Linked DNA regions of Homo sapiens: region 2 is linked to region 1. A link is a loop called in an ENCODE intact Hi-C map of the cell type or tissue named here. Cell type or tissue: HCT116. All regions are shown on one strand. Links, peaks and the distances in the headings refer to the core of each region. The heading gives the core; the rest is flanking DNA. Region 1 holds the start of ENKD1 (enkurin domain containing 1). Region 2 overlaps NUTF2 (nuclear transport factor 2).

Region 1 (14,895 bases), core at 7,633-10,132:
TGCAATGAGCCAAGATTATACCACTGGGTAACAAAGCGAGTCCCCATCTAAAAAAACAAAAACAGACTATTTTTCAGATTCAAGAAGAGAGGTCTTTCCCTCTTTCCTCACCTCTTGAGGCATGAAACAGGAATTCCTTATCCTAGTTTTATCACCACCAAACTCCTAGCAGTCATAAAAGTCCTTTTTCCTCTAAACCCACCTCCTCTCTGCCTCACACTGCAGTATCCACTCTGTCGCCAGCAGCGAGGCATTATAGCAGGAGGCTTCTGAATTGGCCAGAACAGCAGCTCTCAGGTGGGGTGTCTGAGAACCTCATTTCCTCATTACATCCCTCCCTGGTCAGCCATATGTGTTCAGCAGCCAAATGGCAAAATTCACCCCCAGAACTGTGATTGTCTTCCCTAATCTGGAAGGCCCACAAGTGTGGAGAAGCACTGGAGACCCTCCAGAAGCAGTAGTGCTAGCAGTCAGGGGCTACTCTCCCTGCCGGGCCCCGTGCAAGGGCCTGGCCACCCTATCCCAGGTATGTGACACTTGGCTGGCTGTTCTTTATTGTCCTGCTAGTACCTGTTGTAAAGCTTCTTTTATTAAAGAAGAGCAGGAGATTGAAGTGTCATAAATTGAAGAGATTCACACCAACACGGCACATGTATACATATGTAACAAACCTGCACGTTGTGCACATGTACCCTAGAACTTAAAGTATAATAACAAAATATGTATTAAAAAAATAAATAAATAAATTGAAGAGATTGAATGATGTCATAGACTACCAATCCACATGCCTTGTTCCTTGCTGCAGCACTGAGGTTTGTAATCCTGGGAGTTTAGACCTACGTAAGATGCCCATAAGTACAAATGACAGATGCTCTGTGGGGTTCTTCAGGGTCAAGGTGGCAGAGGTGGGGGTAGGAAGTGAGAGGAGGGGGAAGGGTTGACCAGAGGCACCAATTTGTCTCCTGTGGGCTTGGTCAGTATGTGAGCTACCAGGGGGCCAGGCTGGGCCTGACTCTCGGAGAGGCCTAATAAACAGTACGTATGATAAAACAACTCCTCTGTATTCGTTTTGATTTTATTTATTTTTTGAGACAGAGTCTTGCTGTGTCATCCACGCTGGAGTACAGTGGCTTGATCATAGCTCACCGCAGCCTCTAACTCCTGGACTCAAGTGATTCTTCCACCCTAGCCTCTTGTGTATCTGGGACTACAGCTGTGCACTGCCACACCTGTGAGCCACCTCACCCAGCCTGAAAATTAGATTTTCTAAAAAGACATTATAAAATCAACATGGGTTGGGCATGGTGGCTCATGACTGTTATCCTGGCACTTTGGGAGGCCAAGGCAGGAGGATCACCTGAGGCCAGGAGTTTGAGACCAGCCTGGGCAATGTAGCAAGACCCTGTATTTACAAAAAGTTTAAAAATCAGCTGGGCGTGCTGTCACTCATCTATGGTCCTTGCTACTTGGAAAGCTGGGAGGAAGGCTCTGTTTGAGCTCAGACCAAGACTGCAGTGAACCAGAATCCCGCTACTGCACTCCAGCTAAGTGACAAAGCAAGACCCTGTTTTTTTTTGTTGTTGTTGTTGTTTTTTTTTTTTTGAGACGAAGTCTCGCTCTGTCGCCCAGGCTGGAGGGCAATGGCACTATCTCAGCTCACTGCAACCTCCGCCTCCGGGGTTCAAGCAATTCTCCTGCCTCAGCCTCCTGAGTAGCTGGGATTACAGGCGCCTGCCACCCCGCCCAGCTAATTCTTGTATTTTTAGTAGAGATAGGGTTTCATCATGTTGGTCAGGGTGGTCTCGAACCCCTGACCTCGTGATCCACCCGCCTCGGCCTCCCAAAGTGCTGGGATTACAGGCCTGAGCCACTGCGCCCGGCCAAGACCCCGTCTCTTAAAAAAAGGAAGAAGAAACTAAATCAGATTTTCAAAGTACAGAACATAGAAATTATTTACCTGGGGCCGACGCGGTGGCTCACGCCCCAGCACTTCGGGAGGCCAAAGTGGGTGGACCACCTGAGGTCAGGAGTTCAAGACCAGCCTGGCCAACATAGTGAAACCCCATCTCTACTAAAAATACAAAAAACTTAGCTGGGCATGGTGGCAGGCTCCTGTAATCCCAGCTAGCTCAGGAGGCTGAGGCAGGAAAGTCACTTGAACCCAGGAGGCAGAGGTTGCAGTGAGCTGAGATCGTACCATTGCACTCCAGCCTGGGCGACAAGAGCAAAACTCTGTCTCAAAAAAAAAAAAAGAAAAAAAAAAGAAATTATTTACCTGGAAAATGTAGTTTCTATGTGAGTCTTTTATTTATTTATTTATTTGAGACAAAGTCTCATTCTGTCACCCATGCTGGAGCGCAGTGGCTTGATCGCAGCAAACTGCAGCCCCAATCTCCTGGACTCAAGGGATCGTCCTACCTCAGTCTCCCAAGTAGCTGGGGCTACAGGTACACGCCACCACGCCTGGCTTATTTTTTATTTTTAATAAATACTAGGTCTTGCTATGTTGCCCAGGCTGATTTTGAACTCCTGAACTCAAGTGATCCTCCCACCTTGGCCTCCCAAAGTGCTGGGATTATAAGCGTGAGCCACCACGCCCAGCCAAGTCTTAAAATCCAAGTCACAATGGGCTTTTTTTCTCTGTATTTACGACATTGGCTGAATCCCTCCCTTGGCGATGGTAATAAAATGTACTGTTGACAGAGCTGTACTGAGCCAGGTACTTTACATATACTGCTTTGGTTGCCTTAGTCCTCCTTTCTTCCCCTGTAACTGTAAAATCCTGCTTTACAGTTATAGTAGTAAACAAAAACCCAGGGAAGTTTAGAAACTTCCCAGATCATCTAGCAGTGAAGTGAGAGAGCCAAGATTTGAGCACAGGAATTTCTGGCTCCAAAGCTTGAGTCCAGCACCAGTAATTGACTCTTCCTGGGTAGTCAGTTGTCCTGGGGCCCATCCATCATGTGGGACATCGGCCATTTCTTTTTCTTTTTCTTTTTTTTTTTTTTTTTTGAGACAGAGTTTCACTCTCGTCGCCAAAGCTGGCGTGCAATGGCGCAATCTTGGCTCACCGCAACCTCCACCTCCCGGGTTCAAGTGATTTTCCTGCCTCAGCCTCCCGAGTAGCTGGGATTACAGGCATGTGCCACCACGCCCAGCGAATTTTGTATTTTTAGTAGAGACGGGGTTTCTTCCTGCTAGTTAGGCTGGTCTCAAACTCCCAACCTCAGGTGATCCACCCACCTTGGCCTCCCAAAGTGCTGGGATTATAGGCGTGAGCCACCATGCCCAGCCAAGACATTGGCCATCTCTATGAAGTTTTCTTAGTTTTTGTTGCAAGATTTATTGTCTGTAGTTACTATTGTTTCTGCTGTAAGCTGGCCCCTCCTGAGCCTGTGTGAACAGAATCCATCTTGGTCCATCAGGGTAAGCTGCACCCTGCAGTGAGCCATCAGAAATAATCTGTGTCTTAACCATTACCTCATCTGAAAACATTCAGAAAATGTTTGGGGGCCTGAGGGAAGATGAGCACCATGGTTACTGAAGATGCACATACCTGGAGAAGGCACATTCTTGTGACCGGTTGCCCCAGGTCACAGGCATCCAGGCCTAAGGCTGCCCCTCCAACCAGGAAGTACCTGTGGAGTGCCAGAGTGGAGCCTGGATGGCTGTGGAGGAGAAGCCCAGGTGCACACATTGCCCAGATGGGCTTCAACTAGAAGGGTAAGCACATGAATTAGTCCAGCCCAAGACTTGGTATCCAGTTTTCCACATTGCATGTAGGCTCTGTGTAATGCTTTCAGTCTCGTTTCCTAACCCACCCCTGCCTTCTCAGTCCTTCAGCATTTCGTGATCATTGCCTCTCCCCAATCCCCAAGTCCTTCTGCACAGCAGCCCCCATCTCACATTCAGTGGCTAGAGCAGGATGAGCAACCGAGAGACCACAGGAGGCAAAGAGTCAAAAAGATAATTTTGGAGTGGTCAGGCATGGCAGCTCATGCCTTAATCCCAGCACTTTGGGAGGCCAAGGCGGGTGGATCACCTGAGGTCAGGAGTTGGAGACCAGCCTGGCCAACATGGTGAAACCCTGTCTCCACTAAAAATACAAAAGTTAGCCGGGCGTGGTGGTGGGCACCTGTAATCCCAGCTACTCAGGAGGCTGTAGCAGGAGAACCGCTTGAACCCAGGAGGCGGAAGTTGCAGTGATCCGAGATCATGCGACTGCACTCCAGCCTGGGCAAGAGTGAGACTCTATCTCAATATTTTTTTAAAAAGAAAATTTTGGAGGAGTGCACAGATCATGTATCAAGACCTTATGGGTGGGGCCTTTGTAAGGACTTTGGCTTTTATTCCGAGAAGCTATTGCACATTGGAGAGCTTTTTCGTGGGTTTTTGCCAGGGTGTCTTTACCCTTTCTGGCTTACTATGACTTGTAAACTTCTGTATGTGTCTAGTCCATACTGCTTTTTGGGCTTTCTAAGTTTTCTATTTAAAGTATTAGCACAGGATTTCCTTCGACTTGAACCACACAAAGCTCGCAGGAACACTGCAGGTGTTAGTGTCTCATGGCTGCTCATATCCTCACAAGCTTTCATCTTGAAACATGGAGCAGCATTCATCCCTTCAGTTCCCAGCTGCTTATCCTCTAGCACTCTCCTCAGGGCTTTGTCCAGCTTTGTTTACCTCTGGGTGCGTGTTGGCTGCAGCGTACCCAGAATGGGTGTGAGGGCAAAAAGGGTATTCTCACTTCCTTCCCTTCCTGCCGGAGCCAAACATGTTCTAGCCTTGGGCCACTCTAACTTGTTGGACCAGTGTTTTCAGAGAACAATCTGCAGGGAATCTTAGGGCCCTCTCTGGAGTTATGACTAAGAGTAGAAGTTATGAATAGTCCATCCCCTAGAAAATAGGTTAGATTTCCTTGCCCCAAGCTGATGACCTAATAAATGCATGACAACATAGAGACACGTCCATGAAGTGTGCCCACCTCTCTAGCCCACCTGTGTTATTCAGGGTTCTCCAGAGAAACAGAACCAATAGGGTGTTTAAGACAGAGATTTATTTGAAGAAATTGGGGCCAGGCATGGTGGCTCACACCTGTAATCTCAGCACTTTGGGAGGCCAAGGCAGGAGGATCACTTGGGCCCTGCCTAGGCAACAGAGGAGGACCCCATCTCTACAAAAAAAAAATTTTAAATTAGCCAGGCGTGGTGGTACACACCTGTGGTCCCACTTAGGAGGCCAAGATGGAGGATCGCTTGAGGCCAGGAGATTGAGACTAGCCTGGGCAGCATAGCAAGACCCCACCTCTACAAAAAAGAAAAAAAAATTAGTTCGTGCAGTTGTAAGGCAGAGAAGTCCAAAATCCTCAGGGCAGGCGGACATGCTGGAGATTCCCCCTTGAAACTTTGAGATTTCCTGTTGTGTCCTGTTGTTAGGTATTGGGAAGAATGTGGTTTGCGAGAAGGCAGCAACATCGGTGGATGCCTTCCGGATGGTGACAGCCTCGCGCTACTACCCGCAGCTCATGAGCCTGGTAGGGAACGTGCTGCGCTTCCTGCCTGCCTTCGTGCGCATGAAACAGCTGATTTCGGAACACTATGTGGGAGCGGTGATGATCTGTGATGCCCGCATCTACTCAGGCAGCCTGCTGAGCCCCAGCTATGGCTGGATCTGTGATGAGCTCATGGGCGGCGGGGGCTTGCACACCATGGGGACCTACATTGTGGACCTGCTGACCCACCTGACCGGCCGGAGAGCCGAGAAGGTGCACGGGCTGCTCAAGACATTCGTGAGGCAGAACGCTGCCATCCGTGGCATCCGGCACGTCACTAGCGATGACTTCTGTTTCTTCCAGATGCTCATGGGTGGGGGTGTGTGTAGCACAGTGACACTCAACTTCAACATGCCAGGCGCCTTTGTGCATGAAGTCATGGTGGTAGGCTCTGCAGGACGCCTCGTCGCCCGGGGAGCCGACCTCTATGGGCAGAAGAACTCTGCCACGCAAGAGGAGCTGCTCTTGAGGGACTCGCTGGCAGTGGGCGCAGGACTGCCTGAGCAGGGGCCCCAGGATGTCCCGCTGCTGTACCTGAAGGGCATGGTCTACATGGTGCAGGCCTTGCGCCAGTCCTTCCAGGGGCAGGGCGACCGCCGCACCTGGGACCGCACCCCTGTCTCCATGGCCGCCTCCTTCGAGGATGGGCTGTACATGCAGAGCGTGGTGGATGCCATCAAGAGGTCGAGCCGATCCGGGGAGTGGGAGGCTGTGGAGGTGCTGACGGAGGAGCCCGACACCAACCAGAACCTGTGTGAGGCACTTCAGCGGAACAACCTATGAGCCTGCACCTGGGCTCCTTGCCACAGGGCAGAGGGACCAGGGAGGGGAACAGGAGCCAGACATGACAGGGACTTGGCCCTAGCAGAGACAGTGTCTTTCATTTAATGAGTCTGGGTGAAGCCAGAGGTGGCTCTGGGACTTCGCCCCCTCCAGTGGCTCATCTGCTCCTCAGACTTGCAGGGTGGCAAATGTTCCTGTTGCCAGGTTACCACGGTGTGCACAGGGCAGAGCTGCCGCCAGGCCTCCTCATGGTGATGCCAGTGAGTCGGACCAGGAAAGGCTCACCCTGGGGAGCCCTTCAGCCTGATCCGCAGTCCTAACAGGGTGAGAAAGCACAAGAGGGGCCAGCTCGGCTGAGGCCTGAGGAGAAATGATGAGAAGTTTTGTTTCGTTCTTGGGCTGGGGCATCTCAGGAACAGTGAGGGCAACAAGCTGTCCCTCAGGGACCCTCACCTGCCCTCCCATGTGACCAGGCCCTTCCCAGGTGGGGACTGGGGCTTGCTTTATTAAGTGAGCTCTTGGGCTTTTGAAGTAGGACAGAGGGCCCTGGTTTGGCAGAGAGGAGGCAAGGGAGGGCTTTAGAACATCTGAGAAATGTTAATAAATAATTCAGAAAATAGGACATGGCATGTGGTTTTTGTTTGGTAGGTTGGGTTTCTTTAATACTGAAAGGCTTGTTTCTGGCTGGTAGGGGGTTTTTCTCTACTCATTGCTCCACAGCAGCTCGGAGCCAGCGTGGGTCATCACCGCCAACTGTGCCACACGGGCCGCTGCCCCTGCCAGCCCTCGTCTCCTGCCTGTTCCCTCATAGCCAAATCCCAGGAGCCTCAGAAGAAAAGATTTCCTCAGAGAACAGGACTCAGGACTTCCTAATGGGCTGCTGCTGGGCCTGCCGTCTCAGCAGATAGCGGGAGAGTTTGGGGCCTCACTGGGGTGGAGGTTAGGAGGGGTTCTGTTCTTAATGTCACGGTGTTGGCTGCCAGAGTGCTCTTGAGGTGGCGGGGAGGAGTGGTTTCAGGGAGGTGGCACAGGGTGAGGAGGAGGAGGAAGAGCTCCAGGCGTGCCCCATGGAGCAGCTGTGGCTGGACCCGAGGGCCAATCACCCACCATGCTCTTGACTGTGCTCTGCACAGGGCCAGCCTTCTACCCAGCTCTGCCAGAGGCGGCGGGGGGTGGGGGCGGGGGGGCACGGTGTTGAGAAAAGACATGCGTTCCCCTTTGCTTGTTTGACCAGCCTGCCAGGATCGTTCAGCCTGGACCAAGTTCTGTTCCCTTCTCTAACCTTCCGCCCTCTTCCCTGCCCTGGGCTCCTTGCCAGAAAAGCCCAGGGAGGGCTTCCTCTTCCTCTTGGCACCGCTTCTAGACGTCACCAGGCTTGTTTTCCTGTAATTTCCTGGATTCAGATGTCCTTGTGAGAGGGAATAACAAGGGATAGGGTTGGAGTGTGCCTACTGCATGCTGACCCTCAGGGCAAACGTGTATGTTATTATTTCCCTTAACCTCCAAACCACTCTCTGACGGTAAATATTCTCATCATTCAGATCATAAAATGGAGGCACAGAGGGCAAAGCTACTTGCCTCCTGTAGATTGTACATGATGGAGCCAGGAGCCTGGTCAGGACCATCTAACCACAGAGCCTGACCTTGAACCACGCTTCCTCCCAGCATTTGGGAATCTTCAGACCTGAGGGCCCGGCATTGCCCCTCCCTGTGGCAGGAGCCTCGGCCTGGCCTGAACTAGGAGGTGAAATGCAGATAGCACCCACCACCAGGCAGGACACCGAAGGTTAAAGGGGAGGCTGCCCCCTTGTCCCTGGGACAGTTAGCTCAGCTCAGTCCTCCCATGTGTTGCTAGGATGTCGAGGTCACTCTGAAATGTGGGAATTGACCAGGAAAGCACAAGCCTGACTTAGATGCTCCCACATAAGAAAGGGCCATGTGGCCAACCCAGAATGGCACTCGGGTTCCCAGAATGTGCTGGGGGGAGGGTACTGCAGTGGGCTGAATGCAGAGCTGCTTTAATGAGGACCCCGGTTCCTCTGAGGGAATCCCCAGAGCCTAGATTCACGGCCAGAGTGGTGCATGGCCCCTTCCCTCAGACGTCTTTACCATCGAGTTATCCTGGGCATCAGAGCTGGTCAGTCCCACACTGGGGATGGGGAAGACAGATGTGCCCAGATGCCTGTGGCCAAGGGAGCCCACAGGGTTCTGGTCTCCATGGGTGACTGAACCCACACTGGTTCTAGACTTGTCCGGCAGCACCCCCTCCTGGAAGAAGGCAGTAGCATCTCCCAGGACCTGTTTCCAAATCTCAGGATGTTACCAGCTCTTCCTCAGGTCAAAATAAAGTTTTTCCAGGACAGTAAAAATGCAGTTAGCTTGGCTCGTCAGATACAGCAACCAGAAGAGAACTTCCCAAATACCTGTCGCTTATTCTTCAACCTCCAGCCAAATCCAGGACTGTTTTCACCTAGACGATGGCAGCCACTTCCTTTCCTGTTCTGCCCATCACCCTGCTGGCCAAGCAGCCTCTCCTGAATGTCACGCCAAGATCCCTCCCTATCCACACCCTTCCTCCTCACCCCCGGACTTGACCAACCTGGTTTCCATATGGCCATGCCCTCCTCTCCAGCCACACTAAGAGCCCTCCTGCAGAGGTGGCAGCTTCCATACTAGCAGGGCTTTGTCCCTGGCATGTCCTCTGCCTGGAAGGCACCACCTCTCTCTCTCAGGAGTCAGCTGGAGGACTGCCCGGTCACCACTTCTGACTTCAGCAAAGTAGCCACCTCCCAACCTGTGGTTCCACAGCCTTGGTCCTCAGTTGAGCTGAGGTTGCATGTCCCTCCATCCCTCCCTCCCTCCCTCTCTCCCTCTCCTTTTCTTTTCTTTTTTCTTTTCTTGTCTTCTTTCTTTCTTTTCCTTTTTTTCTCTCTTTTTTCTCTTTCCCTCCCTCCCTCCCTCCCTTCCTTCCCTCCCTCCTTTCTTTATTTATTTCTTTTCTTGACAGAGTCTCACTCTGTCACCCAGGCCGGAGTGCAGTGTCGTCACCTTGGTTCACAGCCACCTCCACCTCCCCGGTTCAAGCAATTCTCTTGCCTCAGCCTCCCAAGTAGCTGGGACTGCAGGCGCCCACCACCACACCTGGCTAATTTTGTTTGTTTGTTTCTTTTTGAGATGGAGTTTTGCTCTCGTTGCCTAGGCTGGAATGGAGTGGCGCAATCTCAGCTCACTGCAACCTCCACCTCCCTGGTTCAAGCAATTCCCCTGCCTCAGCCTCCCAGGTAGCTGGGATTACAGGCACATGCCACCAGTGCCCAGCTAATTTTTTTGTATTTTTAGTAGAGATAGGGTTTCACCATGTTGGCCAGGCTGGCTGGTTTCGAACTCCTGACCTCGTGATCCACCCACCTCGGCCTCCCAAAGTGCTGGGATTATAGGCATGAGCCACCGCCCCCAGCCTAATTTTTGTATTTTTAGTAGAGGCGGGGTTTCACCACATAGTCCAGGCTGGTCTTGAACTTCTGGCCTAAGTGATCCGTGCCCCCCTCAGCCTCCCAAGGTGCTAGGATTACAGGCATGAACCACTGCACCTGGCCACTTGTTTTGAATATATAATTTCAACTTTTATTTTACATTCGGGGGGTACATGTGCAAGTTTGTTACATGGGTATACTGTGTGACGCTGAGGTTTGGGGGACGATTGGTCTCATCACCCAGGTAGTGAACATAGTAAATAGGTTTTTTCAACAATCACCCCACCCCCTCTCTGCCCCCTCTCATAGTCTCATGTTTGTGTTTCCCATGTTTGTGTCCATGTGTACCCAATGTGTAGCTCCCACTTGTGAGAACGTGTGCTATTTGCTTTCCTGTTCCTGTGTTAATTTCTTAGGATAATGGTCTCAGCCGTTTCCATGTTGCTGCAAAGGACGCGATTTCATTCTTTTTTTTATGGCTGCATCATTTTTACTTCTTGAGACAGGGAAAAATGTTGCCCAGGCTGGTCTTGAACTCCCGGGCTCAAGCGATCCTCCTGCTTCAGCCTCCCAAATATCTGGGACTACAGACACAGACCACCACGCCCAGCTACACGTCTCCCTAAATAATGTAGCATTTCCTCTTTACAGCGAGCTTCTAGGAGCAGTAGGGACTTGGTCCTTTCTGCAGCTCCTACTACCCACCCTGCTTAGACAAGTCCATTGGGTAATAGGCCTCAGGAATTGCAGACTAGTTCTCCCACGATTTCTAATTCCTGCCTCACCTGTGAGAAGACAGGACCAGCTCTTCCTTATCAGTGCTGGCCTCGTTCACGCTTCCAGCCCTGGAGACCGCACAAAGATACAGAGGCCTTCTTGGGTCCGGCCTTAGCCAGAGAGCCCCCAGGTCGGCAGATCCTGCACAACTCAAGACAGGGATTCCTAGATCCCAGGGTGTGGTCTCATGCAAGGCCACTTCTCTCCAGGCCTCTGCCATCCCAAACATAAAGCAAGGAGGTTAAGCTCAATTATCTTGGCTGGGTGTTTTGGCTCATGCCTGTAATCCTAGCACTTTGGGGGGTCAAGGAGGGAGGATTGCTTGAGGTCAGGAGTTTGAGACCAAGCTGAGCAACACAGACCCTATCTCCACAAAAAAAATTTTTGGCCGGGCACGGTGGCTCACATTTGTAATCCTTGAGTCCGGGAGGCAGAGGTTGCAGTGAGCCAAGATTGTGCCACTGCACTCCAGCCTGGGCAACAGAGCGAGATGCTGTCTCAAAGAAAAAAAAAAGTCCTGACCCCCATGGCTTGTCATGGGGCCAGTGAGCACCCAAGTGACCCTGTCAAAGGAGGGAGCAGGCTGGGATGATGCCAGAAAGGGGACCCTGCTTTTCCCACCTGAACCTGCCCACCCTACTCCCTCCAGTGACCTTGCCAGGCCATATTCCAGGGAACCTACATATTAGACTGTGGCCTCGGGATGGCCTCAGCATTTCAGATTCTGGCCTGTCCCTCTCTGCAGCTTCCTCCACCCCTCACTTCAGTCTCATCACCTTGGTGCCTTTTAAGGGGCCCTCTGGCTAGGTCGATGTGATGCAATGAGATGTGCCCTTAGGGAGCTCACGGTCTAATCCCGATGACAGTTATAACCCACATGATAGCAATGCGCAGGGGCTGCAATGCAGGGCAACATGGGGTGCTGTCTGGCTCCCCAGGAAGCAGAATCCCAAGTTTTCAAAGGTGTGCGTGCACTAGCCAGGGGGAGAGGTGGGAATAAAGGCATTTTAGGCAGAGAAAGCCCCACATGCACAGAGTGAAGGGAGGAAAAGGTGTAACTGCTCAGGGAATTACCGGAAGCCACTGAATTCTAAGGTAGCTGGGGCAAGAGGAGGGGAATCCCAAGGGGGAGTGACACCATCAGGGGCTCAGGTGTGTGTGTCACAGGGCCACTGGATGGATCCGTGGGCCAAGGGATGACAGGCAGGGTGACCAGTGAGGCTGTCACCTGGAGATGACAGTGGTCCAGGCGACGGTGCTGACTGTGGGGTCCGAGAGGTTCTCAGCCTGAAAGGGTAGGATCACTGGCCTCAATGTCTGCTTAGCTTGTAGGAATCAGGGAGCAAAGAACAGGATGGGGTCTGGGGTGACACCCAAGATTCTAGCTTAAACAATTGTGCAGATGAGATACAGGAGGAAAAGCCAGTTGGAGGAAGGGGAAATTTCCATGAACTTAAAATTCCCTGTGTCTGTTTGTGGTGTCCAAGGAACACACAGGAGGCCCAGGATGTGCAGTTTCCAAAATGGCCAACACTGGCTGGCTCTTCCCAGAGATCCTTGCCGGTTGGACACAGCTGTCATCCAGTGGCTTGGCCTCAGGGTCCCAGATGCACTTACTGCCCCTGTCCACCCCTGCCTGCCAGGAAAACATCACTGATGCCCTGTCACCTGTGACCAGAGGCTACTCCACAGACAAGGTCCGGTCCAGCTATGGTCTGGCAATGAGTAGGAAACATCCCAAAGCTGTCACTGTTGTGACAGGCAAAAGAACTCTGTGCTACCTCCTAGGAGGATCCCAAGTTTTGATCCCCTCAAGGTGAGACCAAATGCAGGCCCTTCCCCAGGAGACAGAAGAGCAGGGCCAAACACCTGCTTCCCATGACCCAACAGACCCTTTCTTTTCTCTGCCCCAAGTTCCTCCTTCTCACTTCCCTCTTCATCACCCAGTTAGCTGCCTGACCCTCAGATTCACCTAAACACACAGCACCAGGTCCACCCTGATTCAGTGAGGCATGGGGTGGCACAAAGGAATCTGTCATTGTCAAAGTCTCAGGTGATGCAGATGACCATTCAGGCCTCAAACCCTGCACTGTTGAGTCCTCCATCCTCTTACCCATTTCAGGCAACCTATCTGGGGAATCACAAAGTCTTTGAAAAAGAAAAATATTTATTTTCAGCAAGACCAAAGTCCCAAGTGGGGGCAGGTGCCAAATTTGCCCCCGCCACCAGAGGGCCTAGGCCCACAGGAAGCCTGAAGCCAAATTCAGGCGTGGAAGGAGGGGAGCCACCAGTGGGGCGGGACAGTCACTTGTACTGAGGAGAGAGCGGGGGGACAAGTGGAGCAGTGCAGACACTCAGCATCTTGTCGATGTCCACCTGGGTTGACTTATCCACCTCGGCCTTGTGGTCACTCACCCCCAAGCTGGGCAAGCCCCCAGGCTCCTCTCCAGCCTCCTCTCCGAGGGGAGCCAGGGCATGGGTGGGGGTCACTAGTGGACTGGGACAGGGCAAAGCGAGGCCTGGGCCCAGCTCACCTGCCAAGGGCAGCAAGGCCTGCAGTTGCTCCACACCTCCCTCCTCGGGAACCGGGGCCAGCTCTGCCTCTGCCTCCACCTCAGCCTCCCCGTCCCCCTTCCCTGCCTGGTTCAGCTCAGGGTTGCAATAGTTGACGTACTGGTACAGCGGCCGCAGGCGCTGGGCCTTTCCTGCAAAGACCCAGGGCAGGGCAGAGGCTAGAGCGCCAGGTTGTGCCATGTCGGGCCCCACAGGCAGGGGGAGAAGGAACAGTCCAGGGACTGCCACTCACGCTCCAGCCTCAATGTCTCTAAGGGTGCAGACACCATGCTGGCCACAGCGTGGAGCACGGGAGCCCCCAGGCTCTTGCGCTTCTTGGCTTTTTTGTGCTGTTTGGCAGATGGTGAGGGCTCACTCTGGCTGTCCTCTGGCTCCTCCTCCTGCAGCGGCAGCTTGGGTGGCAGCTCAGCTTCAGCCTTAAGATGGGCACGAAGGCCCGGGAGGCTGAGAGACCTGAGCCAGGGACAAGAGACTTGAGCCAGGCTCCAGCCCTGGCTCCCATTCCCTGGCCCAGGGAATAGCCCAGCCTGCCCACAGCCCCAGGGCTCGACGCCTGTCCCGTTCCTGGTCAATGAGACCCCAGGCCCAAGAGGCTTAGAGGCCAGTGAGCCCAGGCCCCTACAAGCCCTGAAGCTCCCACTCTCCTGCTGCTCCCTACACGGGGGCTCTTGAGGAACGGGAGGAGAGTGATGGTAGTGGCTGGGGACGAGAATCCTCCCTGCAGGAGTGCAGGATTTAGGAATCCTACTGTGGTGTGTGCCCCAACCCCGGGGCTGCAGCTCCTTCCCCCCGAGAGCCCCCTCACTTGACAGGCTTTCTCTTTGGACCATGACGGGGCCTCACAATGGAGACCACGGGCCTGGGGCCTCTCTCCTCTAGCGCCCCGGCATGCGGCTTGGGCCGCTCCTCCCCCAGCTTGGGTCCTTCCTCCTGGAGCTCCGACTCCGAAGCTGCGCCTGCTGGGCGCTGGTCTTCACTCTGGGTTCCGCGGGCCTCATGGGCAGGCACCAGGAACTGGTCTCCCGCCACTGGACACTAGAGATGACACACAGGCCATCGGTCACCATGGCCGGGCAAAGGACATAGGGATCCGTCACTGAACACCTAACGTTAGACACCGAAACGGGAATAAGGACACCAGCCTGTGCCCCTCCCCGCCTGGAGGGCCCAGCCTGGCAGTTAGCGGGTCGGGGCGCTCAGTTCCACCTCTCAGAGCGCTGCGGCCCTGTGTTTGAAGGTTAAACAGCCTGACGGTCACCTCGGAGGTCTGAGCGCTGCCGGGCTCCTCCGTGAGCTGTCCCTGCCCCACGACCGTCGCCTCCTGGACCCCCGGCCGCCTCTCCGCCCCTGCCGAGGCCATGGCTGCGCAGGCTGAGTGCGTCCTCGACAGCTGCTTGGGGCGGGCCCCAAGGGGCTGGATGGTGGCCCCGCGCTGACCCCGGAGACCGGCCAGCAAGCGAGGGCAGAGCTGGGAAGAGAAACCGGCGACCGCGGAGCCCACCCTCGGCCGAAACTACAAGCCCCAGGACGCTTTGCGCCGGGGTCAGTGGGCCCTGACCCCGGGGACGGAAGCCACGGTTGCCCGGCAACAACAAGTCCCGTCGGGTGGCAGCGGCTGGCGGCAAAACCTCTCGAGTGAGCCCCTGCCCGAGTGCCGCGGGGGAGAGGCCGCGAGCGGGACCGAGAAGTGGGCTGGGAGCAGAGGTCGCGGAGGTGGCGAGCGAGGCCGGGGCCCAG
Region 2 (14,895 bases), core at 3,354-5,853, 190 kb before region 1:
GTGCCTCTGCGTCCACTGCAGAGGCCCACAGGACCACCTACACACCCACTCTGGACTCAGGAAGCCCTGTCCCGGCTAGCCTAGAGAAAGAGAGCATGTGACCATGTTATTGTAAGACACAAGCCCAGGCCGAGGGGCAGCCAATTTGTCCTGCTATTTTTGGGAAGAAGGGTGTTTTTGTAAACAGAATCTGGCTTTATTTATTTATTTAGAGACAGAGTTTCACTCTTGTTGCCCAGGCTAGAGTGCAATGGTGCAATCTCAGCTCACCGCAACCTCTGCCTCCCAGGTTCAAGCGATTCTCCTGCCGCAGCCTCCCGTGTAGATGGGATTACAGGCATGTGCCACCATGCCTGGCTAATTTTGTATTTTTAGTAGAGACAGGGTTTCTCCATGTTGGTCAGGCTGGTCTCAAACTCCTGACCTCAGGTAATCTGCCTGCCTCGGCCTCCCAAAGTGCTGGGATTACAGGCGTGAGCCACCGCGCCCAGCCCAGAATCTGACTTTAATATGCTGAAGCACAACAGGTCCTTGGAGAGTTCTTGGGGGGTCTGAGGGACCACAGGAAGTCTCTGAGAATAATAGGTCTTGAGAAGGAGGAAGGAAAATGCAAAGAGAAATAGGTGGCTCACGCCTATAATCCCAGCACTTTGGGAGGCCGAGGCAGGTGGATCACCTGAGGTCAGGAGTTCAAGACCAGCCTGGCCAACATAGTGAAACCCTGTCTCTACTAAAAATACAAAAAATTATCTGGGTGTGGTGGCGGGCAGCTGTAATCCCAGCTACTTGGGAAGCTGAGGCTGGAGAATTGCTTGAACTCGGAAGGCAGAAGTGTAGTGAGCTGAGATTGTGCCACTGCATTCCAGCCTAAGCAACAAGAGTGAGACTCCGTCTCAAAAAAAAAAAAAAAAAGAAATAGGAGTTCCAGGAATCTGCTTTGCTCAGCAGGCAAGGAGCCAGCAGCCAGCCTGAGGAGTGGTAGCAAGGGCTGCAGGAGTGGACTGCCTCTCCGCACCCAGCTAGCCTGTCCACCTTGACCTTAGGGCAGAGTGGGAGCCTAGTGGCTTGGCACCCCAGTCCCATCCTACTCCTATACTTCTCCCTTTTCCAGATAAAGGCTCTAGACCAGTGTCTGCCAATAGGACTTTCTACAGTCACAAAAATGTTCTATATGGCTAGTACAACCGAAGAAGTACATTTTATTTAATCTTAATTAATATAACTTAAAAATTGCCACCTACATGTGGCTAATGGCTAGCATACTGAACTACGCAGCTCTAGACAGTCACTTTGTCTGGGTGTCCCTAGATAAGCAGGTCACATCCACAGGGAAAGCAGGGGTACAAGACTCTCCTCTGCCTGCCCACCCCTCCCTACCACTGTGGCAGTACCATTACCTTAAGCTGGCCCACAACCATGCTGATGATGCAGCTATCTGGAGTGGGCTGATGGTCCTGCGCGGTGATGCTGTGCTGAATTTTCTGGAACGGAAGGCTCTACAAGAGAGAGAGTGGGAGGTGGGAGAACCAAGGCCAGAAGGGGTGGGAAAGGAGCCACCTGCACCCTGGCTTTCTTCCCTACTTACAGACAACTTCTCCACAATGGCAGCTTTCCCCTGGAACTGTTGTCCTTCCCACGTAAGGCATGACGCGTCAATCTGAAAAAGGCACAGGAAACCCCAGGGTTGGGGCCTCAGAGTACAAGTATCTCTAAGGCCCTGGAAAGACTCTGAAAAGGGCCTTGCTTGGAGAAGTGTGGCCACACTTCAGTTTCCCTGTCTAAAGAAGGAGACTGAGTATAGCCCCCAAACATTACACTATCAACATCTTCTACCCCATTGACCCTGGGCCCAGGCTTTGAAAGACTATTTAATAAAATATACTTCCCATTTGTATTTAAGAAGTCATATGGTCTCTGATATGCATAGGCCCAGGAGGGCTATATTGGCCTGAGCTCAGCCATCCTGCTGTGTGGTCAGTCAGTGTCAGTCCCAAAAGGTCATCAGAAATGTGGCCAGGCACGGTGGCTCACGCCTGTAATCCCAGAACTTTGGGAAGCCAAGGCGGGAAGATCACGAGGTCAGGACATCGAGACCAGCCTGACCAACATGGTGAAACCCCAACTCTACTAAAAATGCAAAAATTATCCAGGCATGGTGGCGCACGCCTGTAATCCCAGCTACTTAGGAGGCTGAGGCAGGAGAATTGCTTGAACCCAGGAGGCGGCGGTTTGTAGCGAGCCGAAATCGCACCACTGCACTCCAGCCTGGGTGACAGAGCAAGACTCCATCTCAAAAAAAAAGTCATCAGAAATAACTTGGAAAAATTCCACATTCATCACCCTCCAGGGCCGAGGCTAAGTTCCACTGTGGACTTTCTAGCTAGCCTTCTGGATACCCATGGGGTCAGGGAGAGATAGAGGCTGACAGGGCCTTCCAAGGCCTAGTCTGGGACCCTCCCTACCACCAAGAAGCAAAATCTCAAATGTAACCCACTTAGCTTAGTTCCACCTCAAATCTTCCCTTCCACAGCCTTCAAGGGCAGAACTCAAAAGGGCTTCTGCTGCTTACTAGCTGTGACATTAAGTAAGTTATTTCTCTGAGTCTTAGTTTCCTAACCTTCAAAGGGGTAATGTGCTGAGTATTATGAAATAATAAATATAAATTGTTCTTTTAGGACCTTGCTAACTCTCTTCTCTGGCTCAGGCCTGCTTTAAGAGATAATGAGGCCAGGTGCAGTGGCTCACACCTGTAATCCCAGCACTTTGGGAGGCCAAGGTGGGTAGATCACTTGAAGTCAGGTGTTCCAGACCAGCCTGGCCAACATGGTGAAACCCCGTCTCTCCTAAAAATACAAAAATTAGCTGGGCATGGTGGTGCGTGCCTGTAACCCCAGCTACTTGGGAGGCTGAGGCATGAGAATTGCTTGAACCTGGGAGGCAGAGGATGCAGTGAGCCAAAATCGCATGAATGCACTCCAGTCTAGGTGACAGAGTGAGACTCCATCTCAAAAAAAAAAAAAGGGAGAGTGATAATGAGGCACAAGTGCCAGGATCTCAGGTCAGATCACTTCAAGGTTTCAAAAACTCTATGCTGGGCATGGTAACTCACACCTGTAATCCCAGCACTTTGGGAAGCCAAGGCAGGCAGATCACCTGAGGTCAGGAGTTGGAGACTAGCCTAGCCAACATGGTGAAATGTCACCTCCACTAAAAATACAAAAATTAGGTGTAGCCGGGCGCGGTGGCTTATGCCTGTAATCCCAGCACTTTGGGAAGCTGAGGCAGGCAAATCACCTGAGGTCAGGAGTTCAAGAACAGCCTGGCCAACATGGTGAAATCCCATCTCTACTAAAAAATACAAAAATTAGCCGGGCATGGCAACACGTGCCTGTAGTCCCAGATACTTGGGAGGCTGAGATGGGAGAATAGCTTGAACCCAGGAGATGGACATTGCAGTGAGCCAAGATTGCACCACTGCACTCCAGCCTGGGCGACAGAGTGAGACTGCATCTCAAGAAAAAAAAAAAATTAGGCTTGGTGGTGCATGCCTGTAGCCTCAGCTACTCCTGAGGCTAGGCACAAGAATCGCTTGAACCCAGGAGGCAGAAGTTGCAGTGAGCTGAGATCACCCCACTGCACACCAGCTTTGTTGACAGAGTGAGACTCTGTCTCAAAAAAAAAAAAAAAAAACTCTACTATGATAATGACAATCAAATATCTGTGCTGGAATTGGTCTTCCACTAATAAAATTTCATTATTTTTTCCAAAATTTCTGAATGGACACTGACTTTCTGGAGACAGACACAGAAGACTGTGGAGAGTCAGCCCAATCAGGCTCTGAGACTGTGCCTGGATTACTCCTAACACCCCCATCCTGGGCTCACCTGCCTGATCAATCACATTTTTGTGACTGACTCTCAGGCAGAGTCAAGTACAATTAGTTCTTGGTGTATATGAACATCGTTAAAAGAGCAGCAAATGCCGGGCGCAGTGGCTCACGCCTGTAATCCCAGCACGTTGGAAGGCCAAGGTGGGAGGATCACGAGGTCAGGAGTTCGAGACCAGCCTGGCCAACATGGTGAAACCCCATCTCTACTAAAAATACAAAAAATTAACTGGCCATGGGGGCAGGCGCCTGTAATCCCAGCTACTCGGGAGGCTGAGGCAGGAGAATCACTTGAACCCAGGAGGCGGAGCTTGCAGTGAGCTGAGATCGAGCCATTGCACTCCAGCCTGGCGAAAGAGCAAGACTCCATCTCAAAAAAAAAAAAAAAAAAGAGCAGCCAGCAATGCCTGCATAGAAGGGTTTGTGAAATGACCTATCAGCCTCCCTGGGCTAACCTCATTTGTTTTCCATGAGCATTCAGGAGCCTTGGATCCAAAAGGAAGCTGGACCCCAGGCCTCCAAGAGAGCTCAGCTTTGCACTGAGGATGCTCATGGCTGCTGCCTCCAGAGGGCACCATGAGCCCTAACCTCTGCCTGTTGCTGCCCAATCCAAAACCATGTGCCATGACAAATGCTGGCCACATGGAATGGCAAGCCCAGAACAGCAGGATTCTCACTCTTGTGGAAGTTGACAAAAGGAAAAGTATAGACCAGGTAATTACTTGGGCCAAGCGTCAGACCCCTGTCCCGTGGACAAAAGTTCAGATACAGAGGTGTAGCCAGTCCAGATAGGGCTGCCAGAACTTGTGAACTGGACACACTGGCCCAACATCCAAATTGATCCCCTAGGGTCCATTCTGGCCCTAGAGCTGGAAACTTACGTAAATTGCGCCTAGTTGGGTTCTATCATTATCAAATAACTGGTAGTAATGTTGAATGAAGCTGGATCCAATCTGCTCCCAAATTGGCTTGTCTCCCATTCTGGAGCGTCACCCGGCCTCACGGAGACCTGCAAGACCAATGAGACCAGGAGGGAAGCATTGGTACCATGAGAGTAGGTGACCAGCCACTGACCCCCACCCCTCACTGGCCTTCCTGGAGTCCTTTGCTGAGATCTGTTCTCTCAGAGAACACGGACAGGCCCTGGGGAACTGGCAGGAGACCCCTCCCAAGCCAGACCAGTGCTAGGAGCCCAGAGGTAGATCAGACCCAGCCTCTCCTTTGAGTTCTTGGTTGATGAGACACATAGATGATAGGGTCGTGGAGCACACAGGAGGGGTGCTAAGGGTAGATCTACAACAAAGAAAGGTCAGAGCAGGCCCTTGAAAGCCCAGTAAGGGGAGGGGCCTTATGGGAGGAGTTAAGCACTCCTCCAGTATCTTTCCATGTAATCCTCTCAACAACCTGCAAGGACAGAGTTATTGCTATTCTTCCCACTTTACAGCCAAGAACAACTGATACCTGTGTGTGTGTACTATTTTGTACTACAGCCCTCAGGCCCCCAACACTGTCCCAGGGCTACGCTGACAGATGGAAGACCCAGTGAGGATGTGGGGAGATTCTCAAGGCCCCTCTTCTTTTTTTTTTTTTTTTTTTTTTTTGAGACAGAGTTTCACTCTTGTTGCCCAGGCTGGAGTGCAATGGCGTGATCTTGGCTCACTGCAACCTCCGCTCCCTGGGCTCAAGTGATTCTCTTGCCTCAGCCTCCAGAGTAGCTGGGATTACAGGCGCCTGCCAACACACCCAGCTAATTTGTATTTTTAGTAGAAATGGGATTTCACCATGTTGGCCAGGCTGGTCTCGAACTCCAGACTGCAAGTGATCCACCCGCCTTGGCCTCCCAAAGTTCTGGGGTTACAGGCGTGAGCCACTGTACCCAGCCAAGGGCCCTCCTCTGCCAAAAACAGCAAGTGATCCCTTAGTCTCATGGGGGCAGTTTACTTCCCCGAGGCCAGGTGATTACCTGACCTGGCCCTTTCTAGGATATTTCTTCATTGATGGGAGTGACTCCTACCCACTTCAGAGCTGGGGACATGAGTTCAAGGATCAGAGGGAAAGCTGAGGGTTGTGGGAAGAGGGGATGGAGGCTGTGAAGGGAAACGTGTCATCCCTTCATATCCCCTCATCCCAGCATTGCTTTTACCCTAAGGAGCTGTCTCTCTCGGGTCTCTGAGAGGAGGCCCCCTCCCAACTAGAGACCATGGCTGTAAGGATACTGGATGGAAAACCCAAGCCCCAGATGGGAGAGCCGCTTGGGCTTTGCTAGGCTGCTTCCAAGTAGGGAAGCCCACATCTTGCTGCAGATCCCCTGACTGCAGACCCACATGTTTTTCTGTGGATGGCCCCAACTGTAGAGGAGCCCACTCCCTCTGTCCTGATAATAGGACTCTGAACCAAAGCAGTGAGGAGGTGGGTTCCACCCCAGCAGACAAGCATTCGCAGTGGTGGGATCTGATGCAAGTCACTGCCCTTCTTAGGGCCTCAGCCTCCTCCACTATAAGATGGGGATGGCAACCTGACAGTGCCGGTGGTTGTGAAGCTTCTCTAAAGGAACATGATAAAGCCCTCAGCTCAACATGGTAAGTGCTAGCTCACTCCAGTCCGTGTGACCTCGCCCAAAGCCAGAGGAGCCAGCGGGGAGGAATCGTGTAGGGAAAGAGTGAGAACGCAGCCAATCCTCCGCTCTGTGACCAACACTCAAGCCAATGAGGGAGCAGGAAGCTAAGCCAGCTTTATTTTAGGTCCCCTAGGAGGTAGTGGCACTAAAAATAGAAGCTCAGTGCTGGGATGACTAAGAAATGTCCAGGAAAATCTAAAGCAAGCAGGGGAGAAAGCTTGGATCCAGTCACGCCTGCCACACAGGAACACAAGGTGTGTCCTAGTTCATACTCTGCCAAGAAAGAAATCAACAAGTGGGGAAAGCACAGGACCATCATCTAGTCTTCACTGTGGTCTTGGTCACATTTCCAAGAGGTCAGACACTGGCTGTACTCACACACAAACTTAGAGGACCTAAGGCAGAGCACAGCTCCCACCTCTGGCATTTCTGCCCCGTCCACCTGGTACTTGCTATGCTTAGTCACTCAATGTGCCCTGACCCTGCTGCAGCTTCCAAGGTGCCATACCCACTGCCTAAGAGCTCTGAGGGTAGGGGAAAAGCTGGAGGAATGGATAAGGGCCACATCTCCTTCTACCCTTGGCTCAGAGCAAAGTTGGGCAGTCCTCAGAAAGGGTATGCCAACCAGAAGAAACAGCACCAGCAAATGTCCCGGGGCATGAAAAGGGTCTCGCTCTGTCCCCCAGGTCAGGGTACAGTGATGCCATCTCATCTCCCTGTAGCCTTGACCTCCAGGACTCAAGCAATCCTCCCACTTCAACCTCCCAAGGAGCTGAGACTCCAGGCAAGCACCACCACGTCTGGCTGCTTTTTGTGTTTTCTGTAGAGACCAGGCTTCACCATATTGCTCAGGCTGGTCTCAAACTCCTGAGCTCAAGTGATCCACCCAGCTTGGCCTCCCAAAGTGCTGGGATTACAGGCGTGCACCACCATAACTGGCCTGTGATAACTTTCTGATACAAAAACTCCTTGACTGAAGTGGTGGTGGAAGGAAATGGGGTGGAGGGATAAAGGAAGAGAAAGACCCTTTGGCCTGGTAGGGCAGAGAAGAGTGGGGAAGAGTAAGCTCTCTGAGGAATAGGACACATCAGGGGCTCCCAGAAAATGACAAGGAACCTTCAAAACTATGTGGGATTGAGGCCTGCTTCACTGTCTTGTGTTTATTTCCAAGTAGTGATCACAACAGCCACATAGTCAGAATCCACTGTCATCCAGTGATGTCGCTGGGTCTTGCCCTAAGCTCACCTGGTACATCAGTGCTGACACTGGGTCCTCTGGTCAAGGCCCGTCTCTTTTTTCTGCTAACTCTGCATCCCTGAGCTCTAAACCACAAAGCTGACCATGCTCCTCCCCTACAAACACCCTTGCTTTTGGCTTAAAGGCCAAACTCCCTAAGCTCCACAGGTGGCCATCCACCCTCATCCCCATCTCCCTAAGCCATTCCCTCCTACCTCGATCCAGCTACATACAGACACAACAGAACCTACCGAGAGCCTGCTCACCATGTTTTGTACACAGGAAAGTCCCCTCCTGCGATCCCCACCCTTCCCACGGGAGGCAACACTCTTGAGTCCAAAAAAAGAAGCAAGAGTGCAGAGCCCCCATCCTATCCCCATGCAACATGAGGGAGGGGTCCAGGCCAGGCTGGAAGATGTTCCCCAGAATAGCCAGCAAGCTCTGATCTTGTTTCTAACACATTTACTGTGCAAGTAACAGGCTGGAAACAAAAAAGCCCGGGCTCAGAGGCAGCCTCACATTAGACTGGGGACTGACCATCATGACAGCTTCTCCTACAGCTCTTGTGAGAGGGCCGCTGACCACACCATCTCCTGCTTCACCCCAACAGTCCGCAGGCTGAGGCCAGGCTCCTTGAGGAGCAGAAAAGACTCTGATGACCTCTCACCCACTGAACACCAGCCTTCACTGACCCTTAGGTCTCTGTGAGTGCAAAGACCCTCCAAGAATGTCTCAGCAACTGTGGCCCTCTCCCAACACATTTGCACAGAGGTAGAGATGCCCCAGCCTTGTGAATAATTTTCAACTGTTCAGCCATAGATCCCAGGTTAAAACCTCTGACCCAGGAGATCCCGTTAGACAACAGAAAAACTCCATTTTTATCTTCCAATTTTAAGTGTTTCCAAGAACAAAACTCAAAATAACTGTCTGGCTGTGAACACTTCATTTTCACTAATGCATATGAGGCACAGAAATGTGCAAAGAGCTTATGTGCACTTGTTTGTAACCACACCCTGTGAGTCAACCCCCTTGTTAGAGATGACCAAAAGGAGATTCAGCGAGGTTAGCCAACTCCAACTCGCTCTAGGTCAGCAGCTGATAGGTGGTGGAATTGGACTGACCAGATTTGGAGGCCTCTCCAGAGTCAGGACTTCTAGTGACAACGTGGGCCTGGAGACAAGAACAGACTACATCAGTGAGAGCACTCCTCTGAGCCTGGCTCTCTCAGAAAGGGGCAAGGCAGTCCTGAACCAGGGCTTCCACCTCCAAACAAAGGCCTCAGGCAGAAGAGTTCCACATCAAACCTAGAGTCCAAACAACAGGAGTTTTCATGGAGGATGATGTCAGCTTTCTCAAACCTTCGAGGTCACAACCCTGTTCTACCATCTCAGCAAAGCAGACAGAGCAGACAGAGATCCTAGCCTGAGGCAGGAGAGTGATCGAGAAGACGCTATCACTCCTTCCAGACTGGCACACAGAAAGATTCTCATGTGTCTGCTGAAGCCCACAGGGAATGCCAGCAGATTTGCATGGCCTACAGTGAGGGCCCCAAAATTGGTACCAGTCGTGGCTATCCTCCACACATGCTATCACGGAGGCCAAAAACACAGCCTTGAGGCACAGCCTGGAAAGGACTCCTCCAACAGGGAAACTGATAGCCAACATGGCTTAAACCCCTCAGGCCCAAGGCTGGGCATAGTAGCTCACATCTGTAATCTCAGCACTTTGGGAGGCCCACGCAGGAGGATCACTTGAGTCCAGGAGTTCCAGACCAGCCTCAGCAACAAAGCCCCATATCTACAAAAAATTTTAAAAATTAGCCGGGCATGGTGGTTCACTCCTTTAGTCTCAGCTACTCAGGAGGCTGAGGTGGGAAGATCACCTGAGCCTGGGAGGTCCAGGCTACAGTGAGCTGTGAACTTACCACTGCAATCCACCCTGAGTGACAGGGCAAGACTCTGCCTCAGAACAAACAAAAAGGCTGGGCATGATGGCTCACACCTGTAATTCCAGCACTTTGGGAGGCCAAGGTGGGCGGATCACAGGGTCAGGAGATCAAGACCATCCTGGCTAACATGGTGAAACCCCGTCTCTACTAAAAATACAAAAAATTAGCTGGGCGTGGTGGCAGACACCTGTAGTCCCAGCTACTTGGGAGGCTGAGGCAGCAGAATGGCGTGAACCCAGGAGGCGGAGCTTGCAGTGAGTGGAGATTGCACCACTGCACTCCAGCCTGGGCAACACAGCCAGACTCCATCTCAAAAAAAAAGAAAAAAAAAAATAATAAAATATCTGGCCATGGTGGTGTACACCTGTAATCCCAGCTACCCGGGAGGCTGAGGCAGAATTGCTTGAACCCGAGAGGTGGAGGCTGCAGTGAGCTAAGAACGACCCACGGCATTCTAGCCTGGGTGACAGAGTGAGGCTCCATCTCCAAAAAAAAAAAAAAAAAAAAAAAAAAAGGCCTGGCGCAGTGGCTCACGCCTGTAATTTCAACATTTTGGGAGGCCAAGGCGGGTGGATCACCTGAGGTCAGGAGTTCCAGACCAGCCTGGGCACAACATGGTGAAACCCCATCTCTACTAAAAATACAAAAATCAGGTCAGGCGCGGTGGCTCACGCCTCTAATCCCAGGACTTTGGGAGGCTGAGGCGGGTGGATCACCTGAGGTCGAGAGTTCCAGACAAGCCTGGCCAACATAGAGAAATCCCGTCTCTACTAAAAATACAAAAAATTAGCTGGGCATGGTGGCAGCTAATTTTTCCCTGTAATCCCAGCTACTCAGGAGGTTGAGGCAGGAGAATCGCTTGAACCCGGGAGGCAGAGGTTGCGGTGAACCGAGATTGTGCCATTGCACTCTAGCCTGGGCAACAAGAGCAAAATTCCACCTCAAAAAAAAAAAAAAAAATCATCAGCTGGGTGTGGTGGCATGCACCTGTAATCCCGGCTACTTGGGAGGCTAAGGCAGGAGAACTGCTTGAACCTGAGAGGTGGAGGTTGCAGTGTGCTGAGAACACCCCACTGCACTCCAGCCTGGGCAACAGAGTGAGACTCCATCTCAACAAACAAACAAAAACAAACCCTCGGAGCCAGAGTGTAAAAAGCGTCTTGCGGGTGTGGTGGCTCACACCTGTAATCATGACTGTAATCCCTCGGACACTTTGGGAGTCCAAGGCAGGAGGACTGCTTAAGCCCAGCAGTTCAAGACCAGCCTGGACAACATAGTGAGACCTCATGTCTACAGGAAAAAAAAAAAAGCTGGACATAGTGGAATATGCCTGTAGCCCCAGTTACTCGGGAGGCTGAGGTAGGAGGATGGCTTGAGCCAGGGAGGTCCAGACTGGGCAACACAGTGAGATCTTGTCTCAAAAAAAAAAAAAAAAGTGTCCTGAAGGCAGAGCAGCAGCAACCAGACAGGAAGACACTGCTGGGTGTCAGTCCTTCTGGAAGTCCCCCGATTTTATGGTCTGAGGAGGGGTGCTACTATGTATTCTGTCCCATGGCACCTGGAACAAAGTCTCAACCACTTATCCTGTCCTAGGTGACCTGGCCCTCCTGGCTGTCCAACCTCATCTCTTGCCACTCCCTCCCCTCCTCTACAGTTGCACCAGGCAATTTCCTCTATCTGGAACATGCTGAGTCTGTTCTCATCGCAGGGCTTTGTAACTGCTGCTCCTTCTATCTGGACCACTCTACTTCCTAGATCTTCGTGTGTCACATATGTGCCAGCTCGAATGTCACCTCCTCATTCACACCTTCCCTGACCCCTTAGTCTAAAGTTGCTGTCTAGTGGCCAGGTACAGTGGCTCACGCCTGTAATCCCAGCACTTTGGGAGGCTGAGCAGGCAGATCACTTGAGGTCAGGAGTTTGAAACCAGCCTGGCCAACATGGTGAAACCCCGTCTCTACTAAAAATACAAAAACTAGCCAGAAATGGTGGCATGCGCCTATAGTCCCAGCTACTCGGGAGGCTGAGGTGGTAGAATCACTTGAACCAGGGAGGCAAATATTGTAGTGAGCCGAGATCATGCCATTGCACTCCAGCCTGGGCGACAGAGTGAGATTCGGTCTCAATTAAAATAAATAAATAATAAAGTAGCTGTCTGATTACCCATTTTGCCTCCTGTATTGTTTTCTTAGCACTTATCACTGCATGACATTGTCACAGTTTGGTATTTGTTTACGGTCTATCTCCCTGACAAAGCACCCCTAGTCATCCCTGTTCCCATGGTACCTGGCCCAGCCCTCAAACAAACTATTTGTTGACTAAGTGCATGAGTGTGTCAGAGCCTGGGCTGAGAGGCCAGCCCTTCTTCTCTGGAGGAGGAGTAAGTTCTGGGCAAACTCCACTCAAGTGGCCTACTGACCCACTTCCCCTCCACCCACACCTTCTGTCCAAGCTGTGAGGAAACAATTATTTGTTGTCCACCCAGCTATCTGTCTATGGCATGTGGCAATTGGGGCTTGGCCCCAATACTCTCTCATTCCCAAGGTCCTAGTGAGAGACAGCTGTGGCTAAACAGCAGGCACAGCCACACCCTCAAAGACCTGGCCTCTAGCCTGCTCCACTTCTCCCTTGTTATTTGACCCTTTGACTCTGTCCCATCATTAGTAATTGTAGGATGTTAGGAGGTAATGAATGGGGTATGGAGCAGGACCCAGCTGTAAGGAGTCAGTATGGGTTCCTAGGTGAATACTAGGTCAACAGCTAGGAAGAAGGTAGGTATCTCGCCCACACCATGGAGATGGCCTAGAATCAGGAATGGAAACTGCCTGGCCCGCCACTCCCCTGGCTGAAGGATGGAGTGCAATCAGCCCAGATGGCTGGCCAAGACAGAATCCTTTCCTGGGGCTGTCACCTGAGGTCTAGGTGCCCACAGCACCCTAAGGGCCCCTTCCTCCTCTTCTGCCTGCAGGGAGGGTTCTAGAGCCACTGGGCTTCCCTGACTGGCCCAGCTGAATCCCGAGACCTGCATTCTGGTCTCTGCTCTGCACTCACTCCCTATGTAACCTCCCTTTCCCCAGTGACTGAGAAGACCTCTGGGGCCCCATTCCTTCTACACAGCTCCCATCTGTGAACTGAGCCTCAGGCCATGAACTTGATTGTCAGGTAAACATGGACTTGGCTCCCCTAATGGGGCTTGAGACCCCTAAGTGACCACTCCTGTGGCCTGGCCAACACTGTTGTGACACGCTGAGACTGAGAAGAGCAGGGAATAAAGGGATGACCATGGCGTCCACAGAGTGGTGGAGGGAACACCTCCTGTGAGTCAAACACTTCTGTATTCTCTCACTTGAGTCTCACAACAAGCCCTGTGAAGCTGGTATGATTATCTTCACTTTATAGACAAGGAAACAAAGACTCCAAGAGGTTAAGAAAGAATTTAAGACCACAAAAGGCCACTGGCATAGCCAGCATTAGAATGTCCACAAAACTGGCCGAGATGGGGCCGGGCACAGTGGCTCATGCCTGTAAACCCAGCACTTTGGGAGGCCAAGGCAAGTAGATCACCTAAGGTCAGGAGTTTGAGACCAGCCTGGCCAACATGATGAAACCCCATCCCTATAAAAAATACAAAAAATTGGCCATGTGTGGTGGCAGGCGCCTGTAATCCCAGCTACTCCGCATGCTGAGGCAGGATAATTGCTTGAACCCAGGAGGCAGAGGTTGCAGTGAGCCAGGATCACGCCACTGCACTCCAGCCTGGGCAACGAGAGCAAAACTCCGACTCAAAAAGGAAAACAAAAGCAAAAAAAAAAAAAAACTGGGCCAGGGATGGTGGCTCACGCCTGTAATCCCAGCACTTTGGGAGGCCGAGGCAGGTGGATCATGAAGTCAGGAATTCAAGACCAGCCTGGCCAAGATGGTGAAACCCTGTCTCTATTAAAAATATAAAAATTTGCCAGGCGTGGTGGTGGGTGCCTGTAATCCCAGCTACTCAGGAGGCTGAGGCAGAGAATTGCTTGAACCTGGGAGGTGGAGGTTGCAGTGAGCTGAGATCACACCACGGCACTCCAGCCTAGGCGACAGAGCGAGACTGTCTCAAAAAACAACAACAACAAAAAAAAACTGGCCGAGATGCAAACAGCTGAGAGCCAATGTGGAGTAGCAGAAAGCACCTAAGTGACAAAATCAGGTGTTACAAGAACATGTCCATACACCTGTCCACCTTCTTCAGGGACGTCCAGATTGGCCACATCGTAACAGTGGGTGAGTGCCGGCCCCTGAGCAAGACAGTACGCTTCAACGTGCTCAAGGTCACCAAGGCCGCTGGCACCAAGAAGCAGTTCCAGAAGTTCTGAGGCTGGACATCTGCCCACTCCCCGCAATGAAATAAAGTTATTCTCATTTCCCCCATCCCCCCCCCCCGCCAAAAAAAAATCGGGTGGCAAGGAATGCAGCCCAGGCCTTGTCTTCCCCTATGAAATCAGCAAGCTCCATGGAGCCTCAGAATGGAAGAACCTGAGCACCTACTCAGCAGGTCAAAGCAGCTTTACACCTTAGGACAACTGAGAATTTGCATTCTCCTAGTCCTGAAACCACCTGCAAGTGGAACCAGTATCTCCACACAGAGCTCTTTCCTGGGGCAGCAAGCTTTCCAGTTTCTGCCCTCGGGAGACCCACTGGCTCTGATGGAATCATTCGAGACTTTAAGAAACAAACATTCCAAAATTCCCCCAGTTTACTGAGGACACTGGGACAAACAGCCCTCAGTTCCCAGGTACCCCAGAAACCCCTCTCTAATAAGGGTTCCCTATCCCCATAGCAGCCCTGTCTCCAGCCTGGGGGCTTAAGGAGCTGGCACACAGCAGGTACAGCAACAAATGAGTAACGCCCCAGACAATGAAAAGAAGTTCTTGGCCACTGGTCAGCCAGCAGTAGGAGCCCTGTGGCCCCTAGGCAGGCCACCCTGGGCCTCGTGTCCCTCTCCCTTGGCCACTAAGACACGTTCCCAGCCAAACCCAGACCCAAGCAAAGCATTCTGCCCAGGAGGGCACACTCCAGCTGATAGGGTGAGGAAAAAGAGGGTGAATAATATCACATGACCTAAGTCACTCCAAGGATAATCCATACACTGCTGGCTCCCCGAGGGAGGGACTCAAGAATTCCTGCCATATATGATCAAAGGAAGAGAGAATCACAGAATCACAAAGC

Evidence for each region. Peaks named below come from ENCODE experiments on the same cell type or tissue, not always from the same donor. Only the 100,000 strongest peaks of a DNase experiment are listed, where the experiment ranks them.
Region 2: it touches region 1 in a loop (8-fold over the local background); 8 of 110 quality-filtered maps call a loop at or near these places.

What each region holds. Positions count from the first base shown.
Region 1 is chr16:67,666,594-67,681,488 of GRCh38, reverse strand. ENKD1 (enkurin domain containing 1) reads left to right here and starts at 14,739. Exons shown (of 7, transcript NM_032140.3): 1 at 14,739-14,895. C16orf86 (chromosome 16 open reading frame 86) reads right to left here and starts at 14,675. Exons shown (of 4, transcript NM_001012984.3): 1 at 14,417-14,675; 2 at 13,964-14,193; 3 at 13,391-13,611; 4 at 12,734-13,289. The coding sequence starts at 14,518. The coding sequence ends at 12,889. It overlaps GFOD2 (Gfo/Idh/MocA-like oxidoreductase domain containing 2), which reads left to right. Exons shown (of 3, transcript NM_030819.4): 3 at 5,436-6,953. The coding sequence ends at 6,334. RefSeq lists enhancers at 2,511-3,466, 3,467-4,423, 8,338-8,397 and silencers at 14,308-14,357, 14,438-14,487, 14,508-14,557. In HCT116, for the core only: a CTCF peak has its summit at 8,610 (motif pointing left); a DNase peak (open chromatin) is centred at 8,608.
Region 2 is chr16:67,855,102-67,869,996 of GRCh38, reverse strand. NUTF2 (nuclear transport factor 2) reads right to left here. Exons shown (of 5, transcript NM_005796.3): 2 at 4,768-4,895; 3 at 1,586-1,657; 4 at 1,398-1,496. The coding sequence starts at 4,866. Among named protein-coding and RNA genes, the nearest start is that of EDC4, 11 kb to the left of the region's middle. In HCT116, for the core only: a CTCF peak has its summit at 4,457 (motif pointing right); a DNase peak (open chromatin) is centred at 4,484; H3K27ac peaks cover 820 bases.